3 separate regions of the Homo sapiens genome follow, and regions 2 and 3 are each linked to region 1. The links are chromatin loops, found by intact Hi-C in ENCODE. Cell type or tissue: GM12878. All regions are shown on one strand. Links, peaks and the distances in the headings refer to the core of each region. The heading gives the core; the rest is flanking DNA.

Region 1 (10,270 bases), core at 737-8,736:
GACAGAATCTAAGACGAGGCTAGAAGTCACCACGGAGCAGTTGGAAGCTCTGCTTCCGGTTCTGGGGGCAGTGTTCCTGGCGTTGTGTCCTTTGGCCCCACCTCAGTTTGTCCGTTTAGCTCCTCAGCTGAGAATGAGATGTGTATCATATAGGAGTTTCCTGGGCCACTCACAGCCCCAAGCTGGAGAGTGCCAGCCTAATGTGTCAGGAGTAGGGGGTGAGGCCAGAGGGCTGTGTGCCAACTCCTCCCTAAGAAGCCTCCTGGGAAAGCCCTCCCAGGCACTTCCCAGGTCTCACTGGCCGCCTGAGGCTGCAGGGGAGGATGGTCAGGCCGCCTCTTGGCTGGCACTGCTTCCCGGCGTGCCGCCAGCCTTTCTCATGGGGAGGGGAATGATGGCATGCCTGGGGGGCAGCAGGGCCCCAGGGCTGCCTAGGGCTCTCACTGTGTCCTCCTGGTTCTGAGATGCCACCTTTGTGATCCACTGTAGAGGGATTTATTCTATTATGATCAATGCATAGAAATTTCTTCGATTTGGAGACTGAACACTAGTGAGCAGAACTGAAATTGAGCTTTAAAAGATATTGATGACGGGTCTGTGGATAGGAGACTTTAGTGTGGTTTTTATGCAGACGTCCTGCCAGCTGTAAATTCCCTGGAGGTTTGGTATGTGAGAACATAAGACTAAACTTATTTCTATTTTGTTGAGGAGAAATGATTAAAACTTTTCATTGATGTACTTCTGTGGCAGACTTTTTGGAGAATTGAACCAGCGGGCATATTCAGTATTTGAAGTCATAGATGAGTAAAGGAGGTATGTTGTAGTTTGCGCTGGCGGCGTGGCCTGTGGTCGGCAGGGCTTATCTGTGAAGGTATGTGCACAGCTTCCTAAGGCAGTGAAAAGTCCTGGCAGTGTTAGTATTGAATGAGATAATCCAAAAAATGTAAAAATGTTTACATTTTTAAAGGGATAGTTGGCGATTTAAATGGTTTCTGCTAACAAATCAAATTATTCATTGCAGAGGTAAAATATTTTCAGAATGTTAATTTTAGATGTCGTAGAGAGTGTACATCAGCAATGACAAGGTCAGCAAAATATCTTAGCAAAACTTGATTGATTGATTCCATGCACAGGCAAGCGCTGTTCTGGGCACCGGAGACGGAGCAGTGCGCTGTTGCGTCCATCCACAGATGGCCTCCAGAGTCATGCGGTTGCAGGGAGGCCGAAGGGCCAGGGAGGCCGCTGGGTGGGCACGGCTGGGCGGTGCCCTCACGTGGGTTTTGTTGGGCTACTCTTACTGTGCACTTTTTCTCAGTTTGGTCAGTGTTCCGCCTTGCTGCCTGGCCCCCAACCCTCGCCCTCTGAGGGCCTCACAAAGAGCCAAGCAGAAGGCAGGCTGGGGGCTTTTCAGGCCAGCCCAGAGGATGTAATGATGATGGTTGGCACTGTCCCACGGCCGCCACCAGTCTCACACTGCCTCGTGGGCAGTCCTGGAGTCGTGCGGCACCTTGCTGGTCCCTGCTCTCCTTGAAGAAGGGCCAGTGGGGCACTTCGCCAGAGCCTTCTTGTCTGACTCCGTCATCCAAGAGGCATGGATGGCCGGGCCCCCGGCAGTTTCCATTCTATTCTGAGAAGGCAAAACAAAATTATTCCTGTCTCTTATTATCTAATATTTGTTACAGCAGTTGCTCACTTTTAGGTGCATTTTATTACAGATTTCAGACAGGTGTGGTTATTAGTGCAGCTTACTGTTTGGACACAATGCCAAGGTCAGGAGGACAGTGTTCCCCTGAGCACCACTTCTGCTAGGAGCATGGGCAGGCCATGCCTCGCCATTAATCTCTCCTGATTTAGGGGAGGAATACCAGGCCACCCCCTCTTCTCCCTGTGCAAGGGAACAGACATTTGACAAAAACGGATGCCATGTTACGCTGATTTTGTGTGTCTAAGGCAGACTGCAGCAGGTGTTATCTCCGTGCTCTTCCTTTCCTGGAGTGTTGAGCATCTCTTGATAGTAGGGGATGCCCCTGAGGGTGGTGAATGTGGCTGCACAGGTCCTGAAAGCTATTTGATGTTGCCGTTACTTCAGGTAGAACTTAAAGTTGACAGTACATTCTACTCTGCAGGTGGAAATGTGGAGTGCCATTTTGACAAATTGGAATGCCCTGTTTACAATATGCTTTAATGAGTTAAATCTGGGGGATGTGGATAGAATTTTAGTATCCTAGCTTTGGCATTCTTCCATGACTTTGGGCCAATTATTTAATAATTCCAAGCCTGCATCTTTGTTAGAATCTCTAAATTTCTCTACTCCTGTTATTATCCTCAGAACAGGACTGTGAGGTGCAGTAGGCCACATGGTGTAGTGGTTTAGGTGGACAGACTTGCCAGTGCTGTTCTCATGGATAGCCTAGGACTGTCCCTAGCTCTCTGCAGTGACAGTGATAGTGACTGGTGAAGGTGAAGGGATCCACCCAGACGTTCTTCCTGATGGAGAGAGGCTGGCCTGTGGCTCTTCCCTGGGGTGGATGTTAACCTGCTAACGTGACATATCTAGTCCTGCTTACATTACTAAGTGGTAGGAAATTTTAGGTAACACCTCAGACTTTAAAGTGGCCTACTGAGCTGGTAGAAAAGTGTGTAGTTGGTGCTCAGTAATTGTTGAAAAGATAGAAGCTTTACTTCAAAGCTCTTGTAGTTTGATCAGTTTGGAAAAAATATTTTAATGTTGGGCTCTGTTAACAGCTGGACTGGTGGCTGTCTGAATTGGGACCATGCTTGGGGTGAGGTTTTTTCTTACTTTTTTTTTTTTTTTTGGTGAGACAGAGTCTTGCTCTGTCGCCCAGGCTGGAGTACAGTGGTGCAATCTCGGCCCACTGCAGCCTCTGCCTCCTGGGTTCAAGCGATTCTCCTGCCTCAGTTTTCTGAGTAGCTGGGACTACAAGCATGTGCCACCACGCCTGGCTAATTTTTTTCTATTTTTAGCAGAGATGGGGTTTCACCATTTTAGTCAGGATGGTCTTGATCTCCTGAACTTGTGATCCATCCACCTCAGCCTCCCAAAGTGCTGGGATTACAGGCGTGAGCCACCGCATCTGGCCACATATTTTTTTAAATTAAATGTGATACATAAAATTAGGCTGCAGGCATGGCCTGATTTGCAGGTGCTTCATGAGCAAGCGTGCACAGCATTTATTTGCTGCTCCTGGAGTCTCTCGTGTGTGCTTGTAGCCTAGCCTTAAGCCCTCTGTGGACGGCTTGGAATGCGTACTCCAAATGACTCTTTTGGCGGGGTGGGAAGTGGCAATACTTTAGGTGACTGACAGTTGAAATTAACCTTACACAAGAGCCAAACTGTAGGCTGATGCAGGGCCACTCACCTTTGTACTCACCCCTGGCAGGTCCTGTAAGAGGTGCTACTTGCTTCCACTTTGCCAGCTGTTCGTTGGCCCTGTTTTGTCTTCTGCTGTTTGCCTTATTTATGAAACAGAATGGAAACAGGCGAGTTTGATTTGTTATAATTCCTAGGAGTCATAGAATGGAAGCAGGTGAGTTTGATTTGTTATAATTCCTAGGATTGGATAATTTGCCTTCCCCTCTCTCCATCTTTAATTAATCCCTTAAAGGAAAAGAGGACGACAGCACTTTTCCTGCAGTCATCTGTGTAGGCCTCAGCCTTAACTCATGACATAGGCTGGTGCCACTGGCCACAGGGCTGACCTCAGCTCTTGGAGCCCATGGGGTGACAGGAGATCAGCACCTTTGAGGTGGCGGCGTGAGGCGTCTTCCAGGCCTTGCTCATGGTGCTTGAAAACACTGCTTTAGAGCTTTGTTAAGAGAGAGAGGCCCTACTTACTCCTGTCCCACAGGCATTTGGGTGTTGACCTCCTTGTTGGCCTCTTAAGGAGAGAATACTTGAGTATTGAATTCGATCAGCTTTTCTGCCTCCAGGGACCCTGTTTCTCTCTGCTGAGACTGTGGCGGATGAAACCAGGATTTAGTGGATGGTCACCAGGTAGCTTGGGCAGACCTGGGCCGCGGGGCCCCTGAGGACTCATACGTCTTTTTCCTGTTCACATGTTCCTTCCCCACACCTTGGCCCATTCTCAGTCCCTCCCATGCTCCTTAGCGTGAGGCACTCAGGGAGGTGCCCATGGGGCCTTGGGGCCTGTGCTGGAGCTGGTTCCCAGCCTCAGAAGTGTGCCTAACTGTGCCACATTCATTGGAAAGCTGCTTTCACACTTCCTGGATGGAATTCTCTCATTTTTTCAATATAAAGTCACTGAGATGATTTTTTTGGAGAAGTCTTTAAAGGCCAGTTATACATTTATTGATACTTGGTATTGACAAAGTTCAGTTGTTTAGTGTTGCTAAGTCATACTGTGTAAGTTTGTTGAGCACAGAGTTTTCATTTTATACTTTCAGAGGAGAAATGAAACTGAATTTCGTGGCCAGAAATATGTTTGAGCGTCATCCTGATGTAAGAACAGAACAGAAAATGTGGTGACATTTCATTGTAACTCTAGTATGTTTTCTTTTTTGTCCATTAGACTACATGAGGAAATAATTGACTTTTATAACTTCATGTCCCCTTGTCCTGAAGAAGCAGCTATGAGAAGAGAGGTGGTGAAACGGATCGAAACTGTGGTGAAAGACCTTTGGCCGACGGCTGATGTGAGTATGTTCTTTGGAGTTCTGTGTCGCACGTCACGTGCGAGTAAATTTAAATACCCTGTGATGATGATGTGTCGGCTAGATCCACACAGACCTTTTCTCGTTGGCCCGAGGCAGCAGTTCTCCAAGTGTGCTTTGAGAAGGCCTCCGTTGCCTGGAATGCATGGCCCCCGGCGCACCTGCACCTGCTGTCTTAGACACCTGCGGTGGCCGCACATCTTCGTGATGCTGGCGCGCACTCAAGTGCGAAGACCATCGGCTGAGGGATTTGTTGGGTTTTTTTTTTTTTTTTTTGGAAGGGGGAGAATGGTGTGATTGTTTCTCTTAAGTTCACCTTAAAATTTAGAAATTTCACCCTGTCACCCACCCCTGCTTCCCCACCACCACACATAGTAGCATATAATGTGCTCATTTTTGTAAAACTTGGAAGTGTTCCCTCATCACACACCACTCTTGCAGTGAAGGAACAAGTGTTTTTTGACATGTGGAGTGGGGCCTTCTGGAATGCTTGGTGCAGGTGGCGTGAAGCCTGCCCCTGGCCGGCTCTATTCAGCAGCCTTCCCTACTGCTGACTGGGCTCAGTGGACCAGCAGGGCTGGCCGTGCCCCAGCTGTGAGGGGCATGTGTGCTCTTGGTGGGCAAGGGCAACCCAGTTTTCTGCGCCTCTTTTAAAATGATACAGATTTTTGGCTTTAAACTTCAGAGTCCTAGGACAAAGCCCTGCCCCAGTGCCTTAGCTGTGGGTTTAAGAAGAGGTTGAAGGGTTTGAAGCTAGCTCTGAAAAGTCCTCAGCTTTGAAGGGTTATAGGGTGAGGACAAAACTTGTTTCACCTCTTAATTTTGAGTTTTTAAACATTCCTTTTTTGGGCATGTCTTTAACTTAAAGGGAATTTTCTGGTTGATTGTTATACGGTCCCCTCCATCAGTTTCCAAGGTAGTTTTATTTTTTACCCAAGGGTATAGTGAGGGCTTTCTTTTAGTAAGAAATAATGGTAGTGTGACTGCTTGGTTTGTGGTATACATTTTAAGGCAACCACTCTTTCTTTCAGGTACAGATATTTGGCAGCTTTAGTACAGGTCTTTATCTTCCAACTAGGTGAGTACCAGACTGCATGGCATGGGCTAGTGGGGGGCTGGGATGGTGTCTATGCAATATTAAGGGCTACAAATAGATTCTTTGTAATTGAGTCTAAGGCGAGAAATGCCAGCTAAAGGAAAAGACTGTGGTTACAGAGGGAAATTGGCAGAAAGATTTAATTTAGTGTTATGATGAATTCATTGCTTTGCATTTTTCCTCTCACACTTAATTTGTTGGGGTGCAAAAATGCTTCATGCTGGAAATATGAAGAAGACAGGTGGGAGGACTGTGGGAAGTAAACGCAATAGAAGACATTCTGCTGATATTTTAGGACATGTGTTTGAAAAATTGATCTTATGTTTTGATGAAGATTCAAGCAAAATTCTCTTTAAATAGTATTTTCTAAGTATTTTTACCTGATAGGAAAATGTCAAACAAGTTTGCATTCTAAAATACAAACTAGTATTTTCTCATTAAGGATTCTTGATAGCCAAATAAATTTCCTGTGCACTGTCTCATTAAAAGCTTACCTTCTATTAACCCACTGCTAGTTAGCATTTGGAGGCCGAAGAGGCTATAATCTCAGGATTTGGGGGTTGACATTAGCAGGGCCAGTGGGTAATTGAACAGGTTTGGGTATCCAGGAATCTCTGGGTCCGCAGGAGTGATCCAGCGTAGGCAGTGCCGGAGTAGGTGCTGGGAGAGCGGGGCCTCAGCCTGGTTTGGGGGCAGGCATTTTCATTTGAATCCCCTCACATACCTAGTGCTGTTGGGAGAATGATTTAACCTTCTTGCTTTCCATCTTATGCTACAAATATGGAAGTCTTCCCTTAAGTTCAGCGAGGACTTGCTGTAGTTCATGAACTGCACTTCACCTCCTTAGGGGCCATAGGCTAGTGGGATTGTGTCTTGGCCTTTGTGGGAGACACAGGCACATGTGCCTTGGTGCTTATCCTCCCCACACGAGTGTGTAGGCTGTGGCGAGGGGAGCAGTGGCTGACGTGCGTTTTCTTCTGTCAGCGACATAGACCTGGTGGTCTTCGGGAAATGGGAGCGTCCTCCTTTACAGCTGCTGGAGCAAGCCCTGCGGAAGCACAACGTGGCTGAGCCGTGTTCCATCAAAGTCCTTGACAAGGCTACGGTGAGTGCCTGGCTTTGGCCCCTCTGACCGGGCAGGAGCCTTGTCACATCCCAGGTGGTCACAGGATACGCCTGCGTCACGAGCTTGTGGTATTTTACACAGTTATTGGCTACAGTTTTGAAGATTAATCTGCTTCTGGTATAGACATGTGTTTTATGTTTTTGTTTCATAGTCGTGATCACCAACTGAGAACATGTTTAGTGACAGTCTGAACTTTTGGGACTTGTGAGCCCATTAAACTGTTCTTGGAATGAAAATATATGATTGTGTCTACTTGTGTTAGGATGAATAGGAAAGGAGAGTCATCTGAAACCGGACACTGACATTCAGGTGCTGCCCATTATGGAGAGTGTGGCTCAATGATTAAACCATGGTTTTTATGATTACCATTTGCTATGTTATGTTAAAGAGGAACAACTTAGCTGTTCCTTTCGTGGTTCCAAAAAATATACATATATGAAAAGCCTTTTATCTTTGGGGGAAGTTTGAAGATGAGACTGTTTCTGGTGTGTACTTGCTAAGGTTTATGTCAGTTCAAGATTATAAGCCCCCCAGGGACTATGAGGTACTTGCCTGTTGTATGACAGTTCTTAGCTCACCTGTGCGACCGGCTAGCATTTCATTTTTAAATTTGTGTGTCAACTTGTGTGTGATTCACATCCTTATAGTGTTTAGCAGAATGTAAGTTAAGGCAGGAGCTTCCTCCTGCCTGTGTGGTGATAGGGGAGGGGGCATTCACATGTTTCTCATTGTCAGGTGCTTTTGATTGAGGCTGGGGGCAAGTTTTAAAACATGATATATGCACTGAAAAGTGCACATGTACCAGGTGCACCTCTTGGTGAGAGTTAACGAAGTGCACATGCTCATGTCACTGTCATGTGGACCAGAGCGAGCAGGCAGCACCAGAGGTTCCCTCCAGGCCCAGGTTCCAGAAGGGGCTGTTGGCTCTTCTCATTAGCACGAGACAAGCCCTGGCCGGCCACTTTCTCAAATGCTTACGGGCCTTATTGCACTTAGCTCTCCCAGCCACTCTCATCAGCAGATGCTGTTGCTGTTCACATTTTACAGGTGAGGAAACTGAGATGCGGAGAGGTGAGGTCATTAGCCCAAGGTGGGTCAGCGGCATAGTCCAGGCCGCTGTTGTCTGCTGCTCCTCTGTGTGTGCCAAGGGGCAGCGGGGAGGTGGGTGGGAATCCTGACCAGGCGACCACCTTTGGAGTAGAGGAACTAAGGCGCGGCTGTCCTGAGGCCACACAGTAGGTTGAGCAGTTACAGTAACTGCTTAGTCCCAGTGACCTCGTTACTGTCGCATATTGGCTACTAAGTATCTTTTCCTCTGTTACCTGAGGGCCAGTGTAGACTGTAGGGAGAGCCTGGAGCCTGCCACTGCTCATTTCTGGGGAGCACTGTGCAGCCGGCCAGTCATGGGCACAAGAGACCCAGGGCGAGGGCTGAGTTTAAGGTGAAATCTTGTCTATTTGGAACAACAACCCAAAACTGTGTTACAGTGTTAACTCCTCACCTCCAGGATTTGGGGTTCCTGCCGTGAGTGAGTGTGTGCAAGAGTAGGGCAGGAGAGTGCCAGGAGTGATTGTGGGAAGGAGTCTATGAGATGGAAAGGAAGCTGCTTCCTAAACTGTGGGTGTCAGGGAGGCATAGCCATTGAGTGTTGGCTTCTTCCAAAGCAGTTTCTGATGAGTTCTTTGGGAAAGTATTTCTTTCTCTGCCTTCTTAAGAACATACTGGCCTCAGGGCTTACCCTGCCTGGTGGTCGCAGTGGTGTCCAGGTGACTCTGGCCCCACTGGCATGTCCTCACACGCTGAGTCCTTGGTTGGTTGCCCTCAAGTGTAGACATTAAAGCCCAGAATAGGTGTGTACTGAATGCACTGTCCCTACGTTGCCTATCACTGGCATTTGAACTTTTCGTTAGACACTGATTGTTTTGGTTAAAGGAATTCCTTTTTTTAATCCTTCAAGGCTGAAGGAAACAAAACATTGCCTTTTCTTCTGGAAGAATTCAGTTTTACTGGTGGGGTGGAGGGTGGGGCATGAGTGTGGTCTGGACAGTTGCTCAGGCAGATTTTGAATGCCATTCGGTGACAGTTCTTGTTGGTGAGAATATTTCTAAAATAGCCTTTTATTTGCTGAATTTTTTAGGGGAAAAATTTTTTTAGTAAAGTTGTCTTAAAGAGTGAAAACCCAAAGTAGAGAAACAATATCAGTATAACATACAATTTAAAAAATGGCTTCGAAGTTACATTAAATGATTTCAAAAATTCTGCCAAATAAAAGTCTGGGGCCAAGCACCTCTCTCCATCCCAGCACATAGGGTGGGCGTGGCAGAGACTAACTCCTGTTCCCTGTTGGCTCCCTCCCCTCACGTCTCTTTGATGCTTGGTCACCTCTGGTGCTGATCCAGGGCTACAGGGGCTGGGCAGAATGTGGGTCCTGCTGTGAGGGGCTGGGGCCTGGGAGTCGTCCTGGGTTCAGGGACTACTGATGCTGACAGTGTTCTCTGACCCCCTTTCATTACTAAGAAAAAACACCAAACCTCTGTACAGCTTTGGCAGCATTTTGATGCCTGGCTGTGGAGAGTCCTGCATGTTAAAGCAGTTTTTAAAATGAAATCTTTACAGGTACCAATAATAAAGCTCACAGATCAGGAGACTGAAGTGAAAGTTGACATCAGCTTTAACATGGAGACGGGCGTCCGGGCAGCGGAGTTCATCAAGAATTACATGAAGGTACTGTGCTTGGTGACCCAGCGCGGCGAGAGTGCAGGACTGGAGTGCTTGTGCTTGGTGGCATCCTACGATGTTTACAGCTGTCAGCTGCACACACAAGTCTTTCGTAACACAGACTACACTTACATTATTTCTCCTACAATATTATTTCTAGAGATACTTTGAAATTACATAGCTGTTTTTAAAATTTGCTTTTCCTGAGTAACCATTTTATAAAGTTGACAATTATTTTAGAGAGCTTTGTTAAAATGTTCTTTCTAGTTATTACAGACTTTGCTTCTAGCTCAGTGTGCCTCATTCGCAGGTTTTACCCAGGTGGAAGTTGATAAATCATGAGGTGCCTTAAATATACTCACTTTGGGAGGTCTCAGTGCCTGAGGATGGGCAGAGAGACTTGGTTGAGCTGACATGTTTGGGACTCTGACCATGTGCCTGGTCTTAAACGGGTGGTCATGACCTCCTGTTACAGTAGAGGCCGTGCAGTCCTTAGCAGGGGCAGACGCACCTCCGGGTGGTCGTGACCTCCTGTTGCAGTAGAGGCTGTTGCAATCCTTAGCAGGGGCAAATCCACCCCTGCAATCTGGTCCCATCTTGTTCCATTTTCAAGGGCCTTGCTCTTCAGGTTCCCCCTT
Region 2 (10,270 bases), core at 982-8,981, 250 kb before region 1:
TACCTGAAAATATATCTGAAGACTTCCAGTGGTTCCAAAATCTCATTTACTTTATTTTTTGACATTGCTGAATTTCCTTCTGCATTGTGAAACTCTAGTGCTGAGCATGCTGTATGACATGAGCTTTCTCTGTCATTGTAAGTAACATGGCTTGGAAAGAGACCACAGCCGTGAACTGCCACCATCAAGCGCAAAGCCTCCCTGAAGCCACCTCAGCAGTGAAAGCACCAGGCGCCATTTACCTGGGTTGTCTGTGAAAATCACGCGTTCCTTCTTGATGCAATATTTCTAGAACAACTAAGTTTGGGCTTTTTGGTCAAAGTCGTGAAGCTCCTGCTAGCAGGGCAGACAGCGAATGGTGGCTGCCTCTGTTTTGACAAATTCATTCCCAGGCTCTGATTCCTGTCACATTTCCTAGTGACATTCTTGGTCTCTTTCGGTTTTTTTTTTTTTGGACTTTAACAGCATCGCCGTACCTACTATCTGTGCTGAGAGAACTGTTCCGCAGCAAGGCTGGGCCATAGCAGTTGTGAAATGAAGTGTCCTGATCACCCAATGGCACGGGTGATCAAAGCCACAGCAGACCACAGGCAAGGGCTTAGGGCTGCAGGTGGATGATCTCCTGCGCACGTGGGAGAGTGATCCTAGGACGTGCAGATGCATTCTGTCAGGAAACAGGCAAAAGGCAGGAGACATGGAGAGTGGGTGCCCATCGGTGCATCTGATCTCCCTGGCACCCCTCCACTCCCCTCTGCTTCCTTCCTGCTCAGGGGCTTCATCCTTCCTAGGAGTGAGGAAGGCCAGGCCTCATGACAGAGCTGCCTGCCCTGGGGGCGTCCCTTCTATCGTGTGCAGCATCAGGAGTCTGTTGGATCCCCAGTGCCTCATCCTGAAATCAGGGAGGCGTGGCAGGGTGGAGGCAGCCGTGGGCATCTAGGGACACACAGCACGGGAGGCCACAGAGCTGAGTGAGCAGAGTCCCACCTGCCGGAACAAGAGGGCGAAAGTGAGAATTAAGCCACCGAGAATGGGTGGGCTGAGATAGCGATGGGGCCCTGGATTCTCTTCCTGTTCAGTATGTGTTCCAAGAAGAAGGAAAAACATGGAACGCTGAGGAAGACCAACTGTGCAGGGAAAAGAGCTGGCCGGATTGTGATCTAAGAGGTCAAGTTGGGTAGGAGAACACCATTGTTTCTTGCAGGTCACTCACTGAGCGTAGGAGCAGACAGAGCTGACTTCAACTTAGGGGCGACTTCAGTAAGAAAGTGGGGGGTCTCTGGGGCTAGTCAGGGAAATGTGTGCCTTAATGGAGCCAAGTCCAAGGAGTAAAATGTTGAAGCAAATGAAGAGGTGCTGATGTCTGTATCCTCCGGTGAGTCTGTCCATCATAAAAAGGGCAGAGGCTGTGCTCATTAAGACTTTCCAGAATCCTCTGTGAAGACAGCTGGAATGATCTCACAAGGAGAAAACACAGACCGGGGGTCTCCTTTGTGCTGAGTAAGTGTTTCGGCCTTGAGAGTGGAGTGCAGCATCCTGGGTGCGGCCCAAGAAAAGCAGCTTCCTTTTGCATTCTGGTCCTGGCCAAAATGACAAACACAGACTGCCCCCATCATCTCGGGACAGAGACTCACCAGGGAGGTCACCCACCCTGTTCACCACGTCAGGCAGGTAGCGTGTGCCGAGGCCCCCACATGTGCTGCAAAGACCAGAATGTACGTAGTAAAGGTAGACTCAGGGCCCTGATCATCTCGGGGCTTACATAAACCATGTGGCAAATGACAGGATGGCTGGCCAGGAGCTCCCTGTTGAGATGACATTGAGAGAGACACAGGTAATTGGTGGCCAAGGAGCATCCAGTGCCAGGGGGCACAGCCAGGCGGGTCACTTTTTTCGTTTGTGTTTGTTTGTTTGTTTGAGTGAATGGTCAGTATCTTGTTTGCCTTCTCTTACATCTGTGACCCTTCCGCACGTTTCTGAGAGCTGGCCTGGCCTTGGGGTTCAGAGTGTGGCCTCCAAAGCCAGGAATTCCTGCACTGGGATCCTGGCCCTTGGCCACTTCCTAGCTGAGTGACTCCAAGCACCTTATTGATCTGTGTGTCTCCATTTTCTCGTCTGTAAAATAGACCTGATGACAGCAGACCCCACCTGCTGGAGTGTCTCAGTATGGTTCAGTGAGAGTGTTTGCCCCATCTTGAGAACAGGGCCTGGCTCAGACAGCCCTCGACACAGTCGACACAGCCACCACGATGTCACTAATGAGCGTATCTGTCACTTACCTGTCTTAAAGTGCACATTAATGAAACCCACTGGGATCCGGCTGCCTATGCAAAAGTATAAGTATTAGTGGGATCTCCAAAAAATAACCTTGAGAGGATTATCTCATATCATTACATTTTTAGCAAAAAGTTCCTTTTTCTGCGCTTGCTTCCTCCAAGAAAGTACCATCTGTTTCAAAACAGTTCAGTAATTGCTAGTACTTTCTTTAAAATGTAGAGGCAAGTGCTGCTTCTGTTTTGTAAGCGCCCATGAACTGTGCCTTTGGTGCTGCCAGAGCTGGAGGATTTTGTATAGTATTAAGTAGAGTGGCTTCGCTTTAATTCCTTATGAGTATCACCAAAGTATACACGAAACCGATGCTGGCTTTGTCATCCTGAGAGGTTTCACAGTTTTAAGAAAGAGTTTCTGAGTGCCGGCATTTCCTAATACCCTGCTTGACGTCTGTGGGGTGGCAAGCATTTCATAAACCTCTGGGGGTTACAGGTTGCTCTCTTTGGACTTGTTCATGGCTAAGCTACACTTTTTTAAAGAACCAGATTTTTCTTAATGTGTAAAGAGTGCTAAAAAATAAGGTCAATAGGAGTTTTTAAGGTTTTGATAGTATTATAAACCAAGTAACCATCACACATCTCAGATGACTGTTTTTCAAGAGTTGGCCCGGAGCGTGCTTCTCGGGCCATTTCACCTGTGCACGCTTCGTTGTGGCTGCACCTGCCCTAATTCCCCGTTTCTAGATTTCCTGCTTCTCCTCTTGACTGTCCCCAGCCAAACACACCCATCCTCCCAGGACCCCACAGCCTGCTCCTAAGACAGCGTCTCTCTCTGCAGGCCTGGCCCCGGGTCACTTGGCATGGTGGCCCACCACCTCCATCCCATCTCGCCTTGCACGCCAGGTGCTCATTATCCCCATGCAGGAGGTGAGGGCGGGTAGTGACATGGGTGCAGCGGCTAGGTGCAGGGAGGGTGACCTGCTCACGGGCCTATGGCTAGAGAGCAGAGAGGGGGCACGCTCCCCTCCCCGCACACCTCTCCCTGCAGAACCACATCATTTAGGTTCCCTGGTGTGAGCTCCCACCACTATACCCAGCAGCCTCCTGCCTGGATTTCTGTGCACACCTCAAAGCCAGCCAACCCAAACAGAACTCAGTATCTTATCCTAGAAACCTGTTCCTCCTGGGTCAGAAGCCTGGAGTGGCTCGGGCCTCCCACTGATCCTTCCCCCAGCCTTGCCCACATGACCTTAGTTGGACTCACTGAGTGGCCTCTGCCAGGCCCTCGCCATCTTCTCTGGACCATGACAATAACCTAACTGGACAACACCCCAAAACTGACCGCCATACCACCTCCCAAATGACCATCCACAAGGAAAACATGGCCCAATGTGCGCCCACCTGCAGAATGGGTGCAAGTGCTGAGGTACAGGTGAAAGGCCTCTCTGTCAGCTTTATGCCTGCCGTGGGCAGAGTTATGTCCTCCCCAAAATAGTTGAAGTCCTACCCCCTGTGGCTGTGAATGTGACCTTATTTGAAAATAGGGCCTTTGCAGAAGTCATTGAGTTGAGAGGAGGTCTTGCTGGGTTAGGGTGGTCCCTAATCCAATGACTGGTGTCACTGTAAGAAGAGGGAGATTTGGATACAGAGACAGATTCACAGAGAACACCGTATGGCAATGGAGGCAGAGATTAGAGCGCTGTGCCAACAGGCTGAGGCACACAAGGGTGCTGGCAGCCCCTGAGCGCTGGAACAGAGTCCTGGAGCAGACCCTCCCCTGGGCCCTCATCTCCATGTCAGACTTCTGGCCACCTGAACTGTGAGAGAGCATATTTCTGTTGTTTCAAGCCCCCAGTTGGAGTGCTGTGTTCCAGCAGGCCCAAGAAACTAAGGCACCTCCCATCCCTGCCTCGCCCACCTCCACCCCCCAGCAAGCTCTGACTCCCGGAAGCCTCAGGATGCTCACTGCCCACCCTCACGTGGCGTCTGCTCCTGCTGCCCCCTCTCCTGCTTTCTGGTTGGATCATTGCCACTTGTCTTTTGCGTTCAGCTCCTGAACCACCTTCCCCTGGAAGTTTCCTCCACTCGTCTGGGCCCCCAGCCCCTTTAGGTACCCCCTCCTGCACTCCCACAGTCCACTCTAGAGCACGGCTTCTCCACAGGGCTATTCAGCCCCCTAGGGAGTGCTTGGCAATAGGCAGAGACATTTTTGGTTGCCACCACTCGGGAGAGGGGTACTAATGGCATTCAGAGAATGGAGGCCAGGAGGCTGCTGAACAGCCTCAGTGCACACGGCTGGGAACGACCCAGGGAGGCTGCTCAACACTCTGCGGTGCACATGGTCAGGAATGACCCAGGGAAGCTGCTGAACACCCTTAGTGCACAGGAGCGCCCAAGCTGGGGATGATCCAGCTCCAGCGTCAGCAGGGCCCAAGCAGAGGCACTCTCATCTAGAGGACACCTGCTCCTGCAGAGATGCCAGATGTTTTCATCTTGTCTCCCAGCTCCAAGTGGGAAAACTGCACATCCGTGGTTGCGCACCACCCACCACGCCAGCAAGGCCTCCCTGCTGCGAGTCCAACACACTCTGATCAGACCAATGCTCTTGTCAGCACCCAAAGAAGAAAAGACATGCTTACTGTATTCTGTACACTCTCTTCCACGTCTTGATAGGCTCAAACACGCCTTTAAAAATGAGAGCCCTGGCCAGGTGCGGTGGCTCATGCCTGTAATCCCAGCACTTTGGGAGGCCGAGGCGGGTGGATCACTCAAGGTCAGGAGTTCAAGACTCACCTGGCCAACATGGTGAAACCCCGTCTCTACTGAAAATACAAAAAAAATTAACAGGGCGTGGTGGTGCAGGCCTGTAATCCCAGCTACTTGGGAGGCTGAAGCAGGAGAATCACTTGGACCTGGGAGGCGGAGGTTGCAGTGAGCCAAGATCGTGCCACTGCACTCCAGCCTGGGTGACAGAGTGAGACTCTGTCTAAAATAAGAAAAAAAAAAAAATGAGGAGCCCACAGATGTGATGCACGGCAGGTGTGTTTGGAGTGAAGGATCGTGTTCCCTGCATGTCAGCAGGGCGCAGCCAGCCTTCTTCCTGAGGACACCGCATCACCTGCTGGGACTCTGCTCGCCTCTCCTGGACACGCACAGCCCTTCCGTCCCAGTTCCAGGCCTGGAAACATTCTCGCTAGAGAGAGAAATTTTACTGTAATAAGAATGGGTTTCCCAGTGCATTTTTTCTGCAGAAACTACATATCTCTATCAAAGTGGGAGCAGGGCCATGGAGGAGAGTCGTCATTTCCACTAAAGCCACGCCAAGGGCTGGTTCCCTTGTGGCTGATCCCTGTGTGGCTGGTCCATGTAGCCATGTGGCCCCTCGTGCCCCACCACCCAATGCACTGTCCTCTATGCCCTCAGATCTGGTGGGATGTTCTAGTCATCTACTTTGTGAAGCCACTTCTCTGGTCGCCTGTATGTGTTTGGCTTGGGCGTGAGTCAACAGGTCTCTGGGGCAAACAGTGCATTCTGAAAGTGTAACCGAAAGATCAGGTTTATGGCTTCTGAGGTGACTATTTTGAGTTGGTACTTTCCAGAAACCATTCAACACATTTTTTAGCTACCAGATCTGGGAACTAAATCACAGCTAGTCATGGGGGATGCATATGAATGAGTCTGCTGTTGGTGTCTGAACGATGAAAGGAACCCCAAGCCATATTGGGCACAAACTTTGAGTGAAACCCAACAGGGAGCGCAGAAGCCTGAGTGGCCCATGTTGGCGTCGGAGGGGCAGCGAGCAGGGAGGGCTGGTCTGCATACTCCAAGTCCTGGTTTCCTGGAGGAAGTCGCCCAGCCTGTGTGGCTGCCTCCAGCCCTTTCCCTGAGGATTCTGGGCCCCTCCTCAGGCCCTGGCCCTGAGGCTGCCTGTCTTTGGTCTTGCCCCTCATGGCACCCTCAGGCCACACGCATGCTCTTCTGCGGTGCCTCTGCCTTCAGTCTCGGGAGTCCTTGATTCGAACCCAGCTCTTCTATAGCCCTTGGCAAGTCAGTTAATGGAAGCCCAGTTTCCTACTCGTTGCAAAGGTTGCCCAGGTCAACATTTAATGAGATGAGATGTGAAAACAGCCAGGCAGCAGTCGCACATCAGAGTCGAGCTGAGCACGGAGCAGTCACCGTGGCACTTGCGGACGGTGTGGGGACTCAGCAGTCTCCCGGGTTGCACTTCAGACAAAACCTCAACATGACCTCACTGGCGGCTCATCAGCTCCAACAGCATGTTCCCACCCTGTCTTTCTCCCCCTCCCCTGTTTCTGCTCTCCCAGCCCTCTCTGCTTGTTCCCTCCCTGCACTGGTTAGTGCTGGGTCGGGTTCTGACAGATTCGGAACCCACCAGGCTGAAGCTCTCCCTGTGCAAAGGGACCACCCATTAAACTGGCTCATGTGGCCTGGGGCTCCCTCCACTCAGCCAAGAGCCTTCCCTCAGGTTACTGTGGGCTCTAGTCAGCAGCCATTCCACAGCAGGGAGGCTCACATCGGTCCCTGCAGTTTGAATGTAACCACCATAGCCACCTGCATGTGCACACATGGACACACATGCTCACATGTGACACGATACATGTGTATAAGTACCCACAAACACACAAATGAACACACGTGCACACATACACAAATGCATATGTATGTACATGCATTACTCGTGCACATGCTCACATATGCACACACACACCCCCAGGCTCACAATAAGGGCTATATTCACCTTCTCTGGATCCTTCTGTTTCCTGTCTCATCCGACTAGATCCAGCTGAAGTCCCCTGCTTGTCAGTGGCTTCAGTGTCATTGATCTGATTTGGGAATGTGTTTCTTAGAAGAGTCTGATCTGTTGTAGAGTCTCATTTGTCCTTTAGAAACTTACAAGTTGATTTTTTTCTAGGATTTGCTTTGAACATTAAACCTTAAGAGAAAGGTGAAATCCCCAATGTCTTTCCAAAGCGGACCTCCTTTGAAAGATGCTTGTAAGCATTGGTTTTCCTCAAGCCAAGAGCCTAGTGAGCTTTAATTTTTGCCCCCAGATAGAAGTTTTAGGGGAAACCTAAAATGAGTCTTGCACACGTTTACAACCCATGTCAGGGAGCTTAAGGTTACGAGTGCTTTTAGACTGACAATTACTCCTTCAAAGACTTGAAAAACAAGTAGCAGCTCTGTAATTTTGGCTCAGGAAATGAGTGCAGGAAACTCAAAACTTTACGTAAGCAGTCTGAAAATTTTAACTATTTTTAGAGGGCAAAAGTCTGTAATTCATAGGCAAATGAAACACAAAAATACCAAGAAAGTATGTTTGCAAAGAAAAGGAATGAGAGAAAAAGCTAATCAAGTAAGTATAGAATTAATGTATTAATGTCAACCTGTTAAGACAGACATAATTCAAAAGGCTAAGAAATTAGCTATGTAAATGCAATATACTGAATTTGCCTGTGGACATTTTTGTGACTGAATACGTCATAAAATCTACATGAAAAGACAGAAATATGGTGTATTCTTTCAAGAGAACAGAATGAAACTATCTTTACCAAAGGAGAAGATCTTCCGTGATAGCTGAAAAAATAAGAAGCCCCATTTATTGTGTTCACCCTGTGCCTGGCATTGGGCAAAGCATCTTTTATGTTTTAACATATTAAATTCTTATAGAATCCAATGCCACATAATACTATTATAATGCTTATTTTACATATGAGAAAATCGACATTCAGAGAGGTTAAGTGATTCACCCAAGGTCACACAGCCAGGAAGTATTGGAGCTGGGATTTGAAGCCAGGTCTACTGAATTATGCAACTCCTTCCCCACCAAATACACACACAAGCACACACACACACAAGCACACACACACACAAACACACACACACACTTAAATTCCATGCCCAAGCCTCCCCCTCCCCCAAGCATAGTGAGCCATTTCACACCTTCAATTTGGGACCCCTTGTCCTCTCCCACCACAGCCTGGTAAACACCTGCCCACCTATGTCTCAAGGCTTAGCTTACGTTATTGTCAACAGAAATCTTTCTGAACACACAAATCACTGCCACCACCCCTCTTCTCTCTCCTTTCTTTCTCTCTTCCCCAGTGTAGAATCCGTCATACTGTCTGGGTTATAAGTTCCATAAGGAGCAGAATTATTTTCCTTAGAAAGCTCTGAAGTCCCGGTCACCAGCACAGTTCCTGACACAGGGAAGACCTGCAGCAATCGTCTGCTGAATGAATAAAGAATGAATTGACTCTTCCTGCCTCTGGCTCTTTTAGTTCTACACACCAGTTGTTCTCAATCAGGAGTGGTTTTGCTCCTGTGGGGACGTTTAACAATGTCTGGAAACAATTTCTGTCATTACTCATGGGGTGCCACTAGCATCTAGTGGGTAAAGGTCAAGGATGCTGCTAACTTCCTTCCATGCAGGTATAGCCCCTACAGCAAAGAATTACCTGGCCCAAGATGCCAACAATACCAAGAGTGAGAGACCCTGCCTGCTCCACACCCTCTGTCCCAACAGCTGCAACATGCCTGGTTATCCGCCCACAGTGGACTCTAAGCCCTAAAGGCAGAGACCTGGCATCACTTTGTCTTGTTTGACCCAGCACCTAACACATTGAATGAATGCATAAATGAATGAATGAGAAGCATTAGACAATTAAGGAAGATGCAGACGTGCCAGGCTGAAATTCAATTACATGGGGGCCGAACTGGGGAGTTAAGTTTGGGGCCACTTGTCATCTTATTAGCTGTGTTGAAATGTTTTCATGCTGCATCATTGCTATTGGCCCTCAAAAGGCCATAAGGGAAAAAAAGAATCAAATCAAAATACCACCTACTGGTTTTGTTTGACAGATGCAGCCCTGGAGAATTGTATTCTCATTAACACTGTTCGACTTCTGTATTACAATGAGACTTTTAAGGTGGTGATGGCAAAATCCTGTAGTTGTTCATAAATATACACTTAACCATGTGTGGCTCAGGAAAGAGAGGAAGTGTTGCTGTAAACTCTGAGTGATAACACAAAGCTGTTGTAGTGGATGAGTGAAGAGTCACATCTATGCCTTTTAACATTAAGAACAAGTAGAGATATTTTAGAAGAAATGAGAGTTATTCAAAGGAAATATCTCAGACTAGATTCTTTGATTATTAGTTAAATAGAAACAGACAAGGGAGAAAGGTAAATGTTATGAGAATAAGAAAAACGCTGTTAATTGTATGAAGTTCAAAGTCCTCAGTATTTTCAAATGCATTATCTTACTGGATGTTCGTCATGATGTGTGACATGGGTATCGTCTGCACTTGATTCCCAGAAGTTCACATTTCAAGAGACTGTATCCTGGAAGGATGAATGGCAATTCCCAAAGACCTGCAGCAAGCAGGGAACACGGGATGGAGGGGTCCCCCCTCTTCTTGGTGCAGTGGGCACAGCAAGGGCATGTCAGAAAAACGGCTCTGTGACCCTGGCAGAGCCAGGAAATAAAGGGGGAATGCAGGGAGTGGCTTCCAAGTCCAGCATTTCACTGTGTCGTATTTAAACAGCCAGTCAGAAGATGAACCTATGAAAAAAAAACTGTTAATTGTAAACGTGGGTGTAAGAGACAGGAGATGCGATGAGAGCTCCTTATCACAGTGTAGTGCAATAAATGCGCTGAGCCTCTGACTGGCTCATAACGGGCTCTGTCTCCCAGCTGTGGAATTGACTAAGCACTAGGGCTTTCTGTTCATAATTCTTCCAGGGAAGAAAAGGCAACAAAGAGTGGTCTGTTCCTCTGGGGTTTTGTTTGTTGTTTCTTGTAACAATTGAGACTTTCACAAAGAATAGGCAAAGTGTGGGTTCATGCCAAAAACCACAGAATAGTCCAGGATGACTGTGAGCCTCTATTGGTCTAGCTACCTTTAGTTCAGGATTTTCAAATAATACCATAGATTTTCAGTATTGTGGAGAAAAAGGATACAGATGGTTAAAATATGCATTT
Region 3 (10,270 bases), core at 1,199-9,198, 240 kb before region 1:
GAGGGAAAGGAAGTTCGAACAGTATATTGCCTCAGGGAGAGAATGCTTGGCTGTGAATTGATGCCCTTTTGGTAAGGCCGTCCCCTCCTGCGTGTCTCAGGAACTGGGGCAGAGATTTCTCTGCAGCACTGTGGAATGAGCAAGTTCAGATTCAGCCAGTGCTGTGTGGGGGTTTGTAAAGACAGCACCCCCCTCCCCTAAAAGGCTGCCAGCCCCAGGCTGCCCTATCTGTTTGGTGCCAGAGCTGAATTGTTCTGCATCTGGGCAGTGAGGCTGCCCCCACCCTGCTGGTGGCCAGTGCATTGCATTGATTCAGACATCAGAAATCCCCACGACTCTGTGTGTTTTTAATAAAGATGGTAGGAAACAGAATTCCCAGTGACGTTCTAACCTGGTTTTTCTTCTCATCTCACGCAGGGACGGATCTGTAGAAAAGCTGGCAAATCAAAAAAGTCCTTCAGTCGCAAGGAAGCTGAAGCTACCTTTAAGAGTTTGGTGAAGACGCATGAAAAATATGGTTGGGTCACCCCGCCCGTGTCCGACGGCTGATGTCTGCCACGTGCAGTAGACGCTCGAGCGCCTGTCCACACACACACCAGTACCCTGACATCTCCTCAATGCTGTGCATCCTCCACCCGTTTTTACTCCAGCCAGAACTGCATCCTGAATGCCCAGGAGACGTTTAAGTTATTTATGAAAAGATGTGTGTACAGAGAGGAAGAGGGAGCAAATGCCGTTCGGATTATGTTTCGATTATAAATGAATGATCACCTCGAAGTCACTTTAGAACACATGTTGAGATGGTGACATTTCCCAGCCTGCCTGCCCCTCTGCCCACCCCGGTCACATTGCCCTGAGCTTCTTTCCATGACAGCAGCTCCGACGAGCCGGCAGGAAACTCAATGCCCCTGCTGGCTCCATTTCCATGTAAATGGCGCCGTTCATATTTCACAGGGACGCCGTGCATCTCCGCCGTGCGTCCCCGGCACGTGTTTGCTGTGCTCTGTATCTCTGTTTTTCTTCCTGGAAGGTCAACATAACTTGAAAATGTGTCTTTCTGTGGCCCATGGTCCGCTGTGATGACATTTAGACCTCATTTGTGCTATGACCTTTGGCTCATGAAAACACAAATTTAACATTGCCAGGTTCTAGTGATTTAAAACCACAACTGCCCACTTGGTGAAAACGTGCTCTCGATGCTGATTTGTGGTGTGCTGCTGTCCACAGATAAACCAGTGCCATTAGATGGAAGGCAGAGGATACTGCGACCACCCCTGGCAGACGGTGGCGTAGACACCAGGTGCGCCCTCTGGGGCTCAGAGCAACGGATGGTCAGCTGCGAACAGTCTCGTCCGATGTTAGGAAATGGTCCTACGGCCGCGCCTTTGTGTTCCTGTCTTCTCTCCACCACCAAAAGCAAAAGATGATTTCCCATTCACTGCAGTCATCTGACTCATTTTAATATCTGTGCTAGTGACAATGAATGTCAGAACTGCCAAAGGATACCAAGTGATCATACGATGATTTGCATGATCGGGTCTATTTCACCCAATAGTCACTTGTGTGTCCCCCGAAATTGGGATGGGTGAGCACCCTTGCTGTGGTGTAAACTTCCTGTTATTTAATCTCCCCCACGGTTTCATTTTTCTCTTCTGTTAATACTTAGAACTTTCTAAGAAACTCCATGAAATGAGGAAATACTGTTTCTAATAATATGAGGAAAGAAGTAAAAATGTTCATTCCAAGTGGCAAGTCTTATTGGACACATTTTAAATAAAATCATGCATACCTGATACACTGCCTCAAGGATCCAGTCATTGTGGGCTATCCTTCCATTTAAAATATTTCAGATATTCTTAAATTTTTTAAATATTGCAAATACTACAACATGTAATTCCAGAGCAGCGTTCTAAGTCAGGTACCAGAAATGAGTCTTAGGAACCCATAGTCTTTGCAAAAATTCAGTAGATTGAAATAGTCCCCAGAAGCAGCCAAGGAGCTGAAGGGATGATTCGATCAAGTTCAGATGTTGCCAATTGTATCTTACTGCTGTGAAGGAGGAAAAGTCTTCCGGGATAATGTATTCAATTCTTCAGGCAGTTTTGTCTACTTGGGGACCTGCCCATTGGTTCAAGGTTTTCAGAGATCCAAGAGGCCTTGCCTCAAAGAACAAGGATTGGCGCCTTTCAGCAGGGCTGCCCATTCACCAAACTTATTGTTACTTTTGTTTTTCTTTACCACTTTCTTATTTGCCCCCAAGTGCACACAGGCAGCTCTGCCAGACCAAAATGACAGTGTATTAAGAATGCAGGGCCTGCTCAGCTTCCCTGTGAGTCATAATAGTCGTGAAACTTGATGACAGTGAACTTACGATGTTCATTCATCCAACCCTCTATGGTGGCATTCTCCATCCTGGAAACCTGACATTTGGCTGACGGTCTTTGGACCCTGGAGCTAGTGGTCATCATGGAATTACACTGTGGAGATGAAAGACCTAGGACAGAAACATCTTGCTAGGGAAAGCACCTGAGTTTATTCCTTTCTAAATATTTTCCTCTTCTAATGAAAACTAAAAGCAGCTTTACTTTAGGGGGAAAAATATATCCAAAGGCAGGTCATTTCAGTAGTGTTTATTAGCTGATTGAAAAACAGGTTCACGGTGCTCTCTGAGAACTGCACCAAGGGGTGCAGCCAAGAGACTGGTCTGACCCCGGGTTGGGCTGGGTGGCAGCCGGCGACAGAGCAGAGAGACACTCAGCTCAGTGTCGCTCCTTCCATACACTCAGAGTTTGATTTTTCTTGCATGGCATTTCCATTAGGTTTGTTAGAAACTTATAGAAGAAATCAATTCTTTAGTGAACGAAATACCATTTTTCACTCAATTGGTAAGAATTTTTCATTTTAAAAGCAGTAGGAAGTGATGTAAAACTCTACCATTGCTTGGACTGTTAGGAGTGCGGACTCCCTTTCTGGTAGACTCCCTTCGTAGGCAAGCACGGTGGTGCCCAGCCATGGAGGCACCCTTAGGACACTGAGCACAGGCCTGGCTGCCTGTGCCTTGGCCACAGCCTCCTTCCACCCCACTGAAGTGGACACCTGCCTCTGGAGCCCAGGGTGAGAAGGAGAGGCCTGAAGCCTGGGGCCACGTTCCCACACAAGCCAAGGAACCTATTCCTCTTTGGACAGACAGCGAGGGAATAATCAGACAGTGGGTGCAAATGTTCATGTCCCGATAGCTCCACACACCCATGTATCTGTGGGAACTCAAACCAAGCCAGAGCCCACAGAGCCAAACAAACAGAAAATCACAAACCCATCTGTCCTCTTCTCAATGCAGAACTCCTTCCCGTCCAATAATTTTCCTGAACCAATCACCCTTGTTATTGGGTATCTTCTCCACTGCTGGGTAAGGCCTGCACATGGTCTGTCTGTAACTTTCTAGAAGACTGAGAACTGCTTATGCCTTAGGGAGTTCTATGTGAGCAGCAAGGTTATTCCCCCTAGTTACACACACACGCACATGTGCCAATACTCCTGCAAAGACTTGCTGTTTCTAAAATCCACTACTCAGAAAAACCAGGGTGTCGGCTTAAAGTTTTCAGCTCCATCTATCAAAATTTGACCTTTTTTTAAGAGAAAAATATGTAGATGAGTGAAAAAGACCTAGGATTGAAAGACAAAAAGCCATGTGTCCATGTAACCCTGGCCAGTCACTCCACCTGCCTGAGCCTTGGTTTCCTCAGCTGTGAGCTCCTACCAGGTCAGTGTGGGAATTGGCCAAAATGACGCAGCAGAAGTGCTTTGGAGACTAAAGATTGTCAACGAAATGTAAGTGTCATTTTCGTAGTATTAGGACGTTTACATTACAGCAGGCTTTAATTAGAACCCACTTAGATATCGACTCAGAATGATCAATTACAGTGGTTAAAATACACATACCTGGTAATCATATACTTGCTTTCTGTCCCCAGTTCTTACATTAAGTCAACCAACTGACCCAAAAATCAACCAATAACTAACTGGCCATCTCTCCACTCACTCAGCATTCTCCTCTTAAATGCAGGGCATGCAGAAGATTAAGGTACAGCCCCTTCCCTGGATAGGAACTCAAAAGATAGGAATAGCGCACAGGCACCAGCACCAAGCAAGGCAAGTGCCAAATTGCACTGCAGAAATTAAAGACATGTGCAAGTCCAGAGATTTTCTGACTGAAAACCAGAAAGATTTCATGGAGTAAATCAGGTTTGAGCCATGGCTGGGCAAAGGGAAGGAGAAGGGCAGGTGTAGCAGGTGTAGAAATGGGAGGGGCTGAGGGCACCTTGAAAGGGAGCGTGGACTCTGTCCTCACTGGCCCTGAACGGGAGAACTGGAGTCCCCTTGCCACCTCTCACCTGCAGAGTCCCTATTCATGGAGCTGATTTCAGGAAGCAGGACACGGTCCCACCTGACAGCCTAGCCTGGCGTGTGGAGCTTGCCCTGTGTGTAGCAATTATATTTCAGTGTACCCATCCAATAGCATGCGAAATTTTAATGGAATTTGCTTTCTAAAGGGGCAGAGCTTACTTCCTGACTGTAGTGAGGGTAGAGCCACTGAATCTGGAAGACCACTTAGCCTAATTTTACACCCTCTGCAGTGAAGGAGGCGAGCCCAGAGACTTTGAGGGGCTTGTCCACAGTAGGACAGGAGCCACAAGGCCACTGCCTTACTGTGGCTTTCTGATCCTTTATGTTGCTTCATGAGACTATTAGGCAATTCATGTGGCCCTCACCAAACACACACTCTTCACCCCATCATTGAATCAGTACAGTTGCAAGTCTTCCAAGCCAGCTGAGAAACACCCACAGGATCCATTCTGTGCCCAAAGCAAATTGGAGCAAAGGGCAGAAATTCCCTCCAACTGTTTTGGGAAGCTTCTGTAAGGGGCTTGGAGCTCAGCCTATGGGACTGTAGTCAGAACTTTGTAATTTTTTTCTCCAAAGACAGTGAAATCATGTACAGCTCTGTTCTTAGTTTTCTGCTAGGTTCTACTTATCCTTCTAATTTTTGCAGCCTCTAGTTCCCATAGTATTAAATATCATTTTTAAGCCCAGGGCCTGTCTGATCCACAGAATGTGGTCAATAATCTGGAAAGGCAAACAAACTCTGTTGACATTCGGGAAAGCAATAAGTAATGTTAGTTTGGTTCCAGAAGAAACACGGGAGCAAAGTGTGCTGGCCAAACAGCAACAATCAAAGCAGAGGGGAGCAAGATTTTCTTTCAAGGTCATGATAAGGCTAGACAAATAGAGTGCAATGAGGGGGTCAGGTGCGAGGCCGTCCTCCCAGGTCAGTAAGGCCGCATGGAGGGATAAAGAGATCCCTGCACTGCCCCCAACCGCCAATTCACCCTGTGTCTCTCGCAGAATTAAAGCCAGGAGGTGGCTTTCTCTTTCCTTCTACTGGTGGTAAATTAAGTGACTGTCCTACTTTGTAGACATGCAATCGTTTTGTACCTCTAGACCTTGGGCAGTCACTGGTGATGACACTAATTGAACTAACACAGAAACTGCTGTCACCTGATGTGCTTGGTTTCATTCCTGCCTGCCTTCTCTACAACGTGACTTCATTTCATGAATGTGGTTGCCATTATGACAGTGCTAGGATGCTGATCTGTACACCATGAGTGACTGCGAACTTTCAGACTCTCACCGCAATTCATGGGGAGACTTTGGTGTATCCTGTTTCCAGAGTTGTCCTCTTCTGTGATCCTCAAAAGAAGAGAAAAAAACGCATGTGGCATAAATCAACAGGAAAGAAATGTTTACCACTGGAAGATGGTGAGTGCATGAGTCAAATAATCTAGAGGCACTGCCCTAATGAGAAAAAAAAAACAATGATTCTAGAAAATAAAACTTTAAAACCAATAAACGTCTTTACACGGAATGCTTGCTGTGTCCTCGCATGGTCTGTGTTCAGTAATTCTCAGGATTTATCTGGGTCTCCACATGTGTTCTCCCCACGGGCCATGGTGAGTGACTTTCTGTCACTTGGCACCCTCTGATCTTGTGTCCCTTGACTCATTCGTGGTTTGCCAAATGAAAACCTTGAAGTATATCATGCGTATTCTCCACAAAAATCAATGAAATGTAACTGAACCAAATCTAATTAATCTAATCAGTGTGATTTAGATTTCTCCTTCAGCTGCCATTTGCATTATAAAGATGCTTAAACATTATTGACAAAGATTTCCATTAAAGTTTCTCAATATAAGTGAAATAGTGTGCTTAGCACAAAACTGTAGCCTAAACTACTACTGAACTATAGAGCTATTTCTTTGGAGAACTTACAGAGTAACAATTCTGGAAAATGACAATTTTCAAGTGCCCTAAGCACAATTTATCGAAGAGGTACTTCAGCTCACTTTTCATACTAACATGTATGTTGGTATTCAGTTTTTGTTTTAAGCTGTTTACCCGAGGAATTTCTCAGCCCTAGTCAATATTCAAGATCATTTTCTAATCAAGAGAGTATTTTTTAAAATCTCAAAATGTGGCTATTTTAGTACTGAACAGGGCTGGGCTGTTGATCAGATCAGAAAACCACGCCTCTTATCACATGTAGATAAGGCACTCAGCCTTACACCCAGACACTTGGCTTGCACCTTCCAAACTGAAATTCTGCAGTGCATGTCTACTGCTGAGGGCTGTAGTGACAAGACAGGAAATGTGTGGGAAGCAAGAGCCCAGGGCCTGATGTGTAACTAGAACTCAGTACATTATTGTACAAATAACAGTGAGATTGATTTGACACAGTCAAGTTGACCACTTGAGTTGGCTGTTGGGATCCACTTTCAGGCTGTTCATTTCATCCAGGTGAATTTGCATCCTTTCCTTTGGGTGAAAGCATGAAAGATACACCGTCAATAGGGCATTGACTCTGAACTTGTGGGGTGATGGAGATGGAAGTGTGCCAAATCACAAACTCTCCCCAGAGTGCATCCAGCCTCAGCTGTGTCAGAGAGTTATAGGCAGTGGTCTGGGTGATCTGTGTCCAGGGACGTATTTTTCTTAAGGCCAAAGTAAAAGGCCCAGCAGGATTGAACAGAGCCCTGGCCTTTCACGTTGACAATTCAAGGTGTGTTCTGTGTCAGTAGGATAGGTGCAGGGCAGAGCTATATAAAATTCATGCTCTCCAGCTCTTCTTTGCCACTTAGGTGTTTGTCTTAAGAGAGGTCTTGATATGGTTTGGCTCTGTGTCCCCACCTAAATCTCTCTTGAATTATAATAATCCCGACATGTCAAGGGCAGGACCTGGTGGAGATAATGGAATCATGGAGGCAGTTTCCCCCATGCTGTTCTCATGATAATGAGTGAGTTCTTATGAGATCTGATGGTTTTAAAAGGGGCTTCTCCCTTCATTTGGCACTCATTCTCTCTCCTGCCACCCTATGAAGAGATGCCTTCCACCATGATTGTAAGTTTCCTGAGGCCTCCCCAGACATGTGGAACTGTGAGTCAATTAATCCTCTTTTCTTTATAAATTACCCAATCTTGGGTATTTCCTCATAGCAGCATGAGAATGGACTATTGCAGGTCTATTTCCATGCCAGAATAAATGTTATTGGAAACAAGTTATTTTTATTTAAACAAGGGGAAATGATAGAGATATTAAAGTAGACATACATACAAACCGCTTGACAAAATGAAGTTGAAATAGTTCAAGTTTCGTTTGTTCAACCTTCGAGTGTCGGGATTATGTATAACTGTACAGCAGTGAGCCAGGATACCAGCAACAAGGTCAGGATACGGTGAGTTTTGAAAGTACAATTTTTTTTAAACCCATTACAGATTATTTTTTGAGTCATTAAAGGTTTTCATATAATAATTTTGAAGGTAAAATCCAATGGAATAATTATAAGCAGCATGAATAAACTTTCCCATAGGAAAACATCCTTTTTTTCTTTTCCTACATTTGCAAAGTTTTTAATTTCTCAAAGACCTTTTAGAACTATCTTCTCATTTCATCTCTAGGCAACACTGAGAAGCAGATTTAGTAGGCAATAGTGTGCAGCTTATAGATCAGAAGCAGGCATTAAGTATAATTGATTTTTCTAATCTGATTTTACTTAAATATGGTCAATTACTTTCCTGTGTCACTACAACATTACATTAAGTCAATACTAAAACAACTTTTAAGTCTCTAACTCCAAGGATGTTTCTAGCTACAACTTTGCAGTTGTATCATTTAAACCTCTTTTAAATGCTTCCCATAATTTTGCATTAGATCGTGTTCCTCGCCTTTACCAAATGCTGTGTATATTCCCACACATGTGCTTGGTTTCATTCCTGCCTGCCTTCTCTACAATGTGACTTCATTTCATGAATGTGGTTGCCATTACGACAATGCTAGGATGCTGATCTGTATACCTTGAGTCACTGCGAACTTTCAGACTCTCACTGCAATTCATGGGGAGTTTTAAACCCCCATTAATTACATAAACTTGATTTATGTAATCTTATTCTCATTGTTTCAAGGGTTTTCTTCTCACTTTACTCTAGTTTCTACATGTTATGGTGTTGCTTTTCCATAAAACATGCCAATTTCCAAAACAGCATACAGTTCCTTATAACACTGCCTCCTTTGTTCTCCTCCTTTTCTGTGCTCCTGATTCTCCTGGGGGGCCTCCTTTCTTGCCTGCCGGGGATCTTGTGTCCCTGTCTGATGTCCTCAGAGCCCTGGACCTCATGGCATCCAAGGTTCAGACCTTCTCATATTCAAATGGGAATAGAAGCTGCTTTTGGTAAGTGATATTTTGGAGCTTGTTAAAATTTACTCTAGAAAGATAGCATCAAAAATTAAAGCAAAGCATATGACTTATAATTTTCGTGCCAATTATTTACTTAATAAATAAATGGAAAGGGCCTCAGGGATTCTTAGGATCAACTCCGTGATTTAATTTGGTTCTGTCTGCCCTAGGCTCAGTCCTCAGCTCAGAGCCTGTTCAAACACACTTCCATGCCTTCACGTAGAGGGGTTTAAAACTAGCCTAGTCCAATGACTTCTTAGAGTGAAAGGATTCTTTATGAGAAGGGAAGTATAACCCAGAGACCCCATTTTCTGAAAGATTGTTTTAAGGCACAGGAAGTTAAATTCAGAGTCTGGGGGCTTCATCGTAGTGTATTACGATGCTGGGACCAGACACGGGGGCCTTGAGACTTCAGTCATGCTGCCTGAGAAATATAAAGTGTATCTGCCCACACATGCATAGGATGAATCCAGGAGTGCGGCACTGCCTTGGAACATGGAGAAAGAAAATAGAAGAAACCAACCCTGGCAGTGTCTTGATTAGGACTTCTGACCTCAAGAACCATGAGAATAAATTTCTGGGTTTGTTTTTTTGTTTGTTTGTTTTTTGTTTTTTAATTTGAGATGGAGTCTCACTCTGTTGCCTGGCTGGAGTGCAGTGGCGCGATCTCAGCTCACTGCAGGCTCCGCCTCCCAGGTTCAAGTGATTCTTCTGCCTCAGCCTCCCAAGTAGCTGGGACTACAGGCACATGCCACCACACCCCGCTAATTTTTTTGTATTTTTAGGAAAGATGGGGTTTCACCATGTTGGCCAGGATGGTGACTCAGCCTCCCAAAGTGCTGGGATTACAGGCATGAGCCACTGTGCCCGGCCAAATTTCTGTTGTTTTAAGCCACCAGATTTGTGTTAATTTGTTAATGCAGCCCTAGGAAAAGAATATAGGTAGAGATAGATGGATATAGATGTAGATATAGAAATAGATACATACATACCTCCCAAGTTTATACTCTTATGAATGATCCCCCCAAAAGAGAAAAGAATTTCTTCAATTGGGTAAGATTTACTCACTTCAGGCTATATTAGGGCACATAATTTTGTAATCTAACAATGGAGGACACATAGTTGTTTAAAATCTGATTTTGTTAATCAGCCACCCAAATTAGAACCACTAGCAACTATATACGGGTCACAGCAATAGTGTAGGTCATTGTCAGTGGGCCAGAGGATTCCTTACAAAATACAACACACCATTTCAAAAACACCACTGAAACCCACATCTTTTCAAATAATGTCAATTCCCACATAAGTTCTAAGCACTAACCTCCAGGGGTGCCAACGTCCCACCCCTCATAGTGAAGGAATACCAATAATGGTCAAGAGAAGAAGTGGATTATTTTGGGGCCAGGTTGCTATAGTGTGAAGCTTTGCAGGTAGGGGACAAATAGATTAAAAGCATGGGCTTCTGAATGAGAGTTTTCTGTTGA

What was found. Hi-C counts contacts between places; a loop is a spot of excess contacts. Peaks named below come from ENCODE experiments on the same cell type or tissue, not always from the same donor. Only the 100,000 strongest peaks of a DNase experiment are listed, where the experiment ranks them.
Region 2: a loop joins it to region 1, with 6 times the contacts of the local background. A loop is called at or near these places in 2 of 110 quality-filtered maps.
Region 3: it touches region 1 in a loop (8-fold over the local background); 2 of 110 quality-filtered maps call a loop at or near these places.

What each region holds. Positions count from the first base shown.
Region 1 is chr5:6,732,960-6,743,229 of GRCh38, forward strand. TENT4A (terminal nucleotidyltransferase 4A) reads left to right here. Exons shown (of 13, transcript NM_006999.6): 2 at 4,551-4,674; 3 at 5,724-5,770; 4 at 6,773-6,893; 5 at 9,531-9,638. Among named protein-coding and RNA genes, the nearest start is that of TENT4A, 25 kb to the left of the region's middle. RefSeq lists enhancers at 3,797-3,966, 4,147-4,286, 4,327-4,666. In GM12878, for the core only: no CTCF peak of the experiment used is centred there; DNase peaks (open chromatin) are centred at 4,132 and 4,632; H3K4me3 peaks cover 2,604 bases; H3K27ac peaks cover 4,293 bases.
Region 2 is chr5:6,478,183-6,488,452 of GRCh38, forward strand. All of the region lies in intron 1 of UBE2QL1 (ubiquitin conjugating enzyme E2 QL1), which reads left to right. Among named protein-coding and RNA genes, the nearest start is that of UBE2QL1, 34 kb to the left of the region's middle. RefSeq lists enhancers at 2,498-2,547, 5,702-6,021, 6,042-6,131. In GM12878, for the core only: a CTCF peak has its summit at 2,162; DNase peaks (open chromatin) are centred at 2,629 and 5,839; H3K4me3 peaks cover 915 bases; H3K27ac peaks cover 2,748 bases.
Region 3 is chr5:6,490,801-6,501,070 of GRCh38, forward strand. It overlaps UBE2QL1 (ubiquitin conjugating enzyme E2 QL1), which reads left to right. Exons shown (of 2, transcript NM_001145161.3): 2 at 418-5,923. The coding sequence ends at 549. Among named protein-coding and RNA genes, the nearest start is that of UBE2QL1, 47 kb to the left of the region's middle. RefSeq lists a silencer at 2,213-2,312. In GM12878, for the core only: a CTCF peak has its summit at 5,369; a DNase peak (open chromatin) is centred at 5,591; H3K27ac peaks cover 347 bases.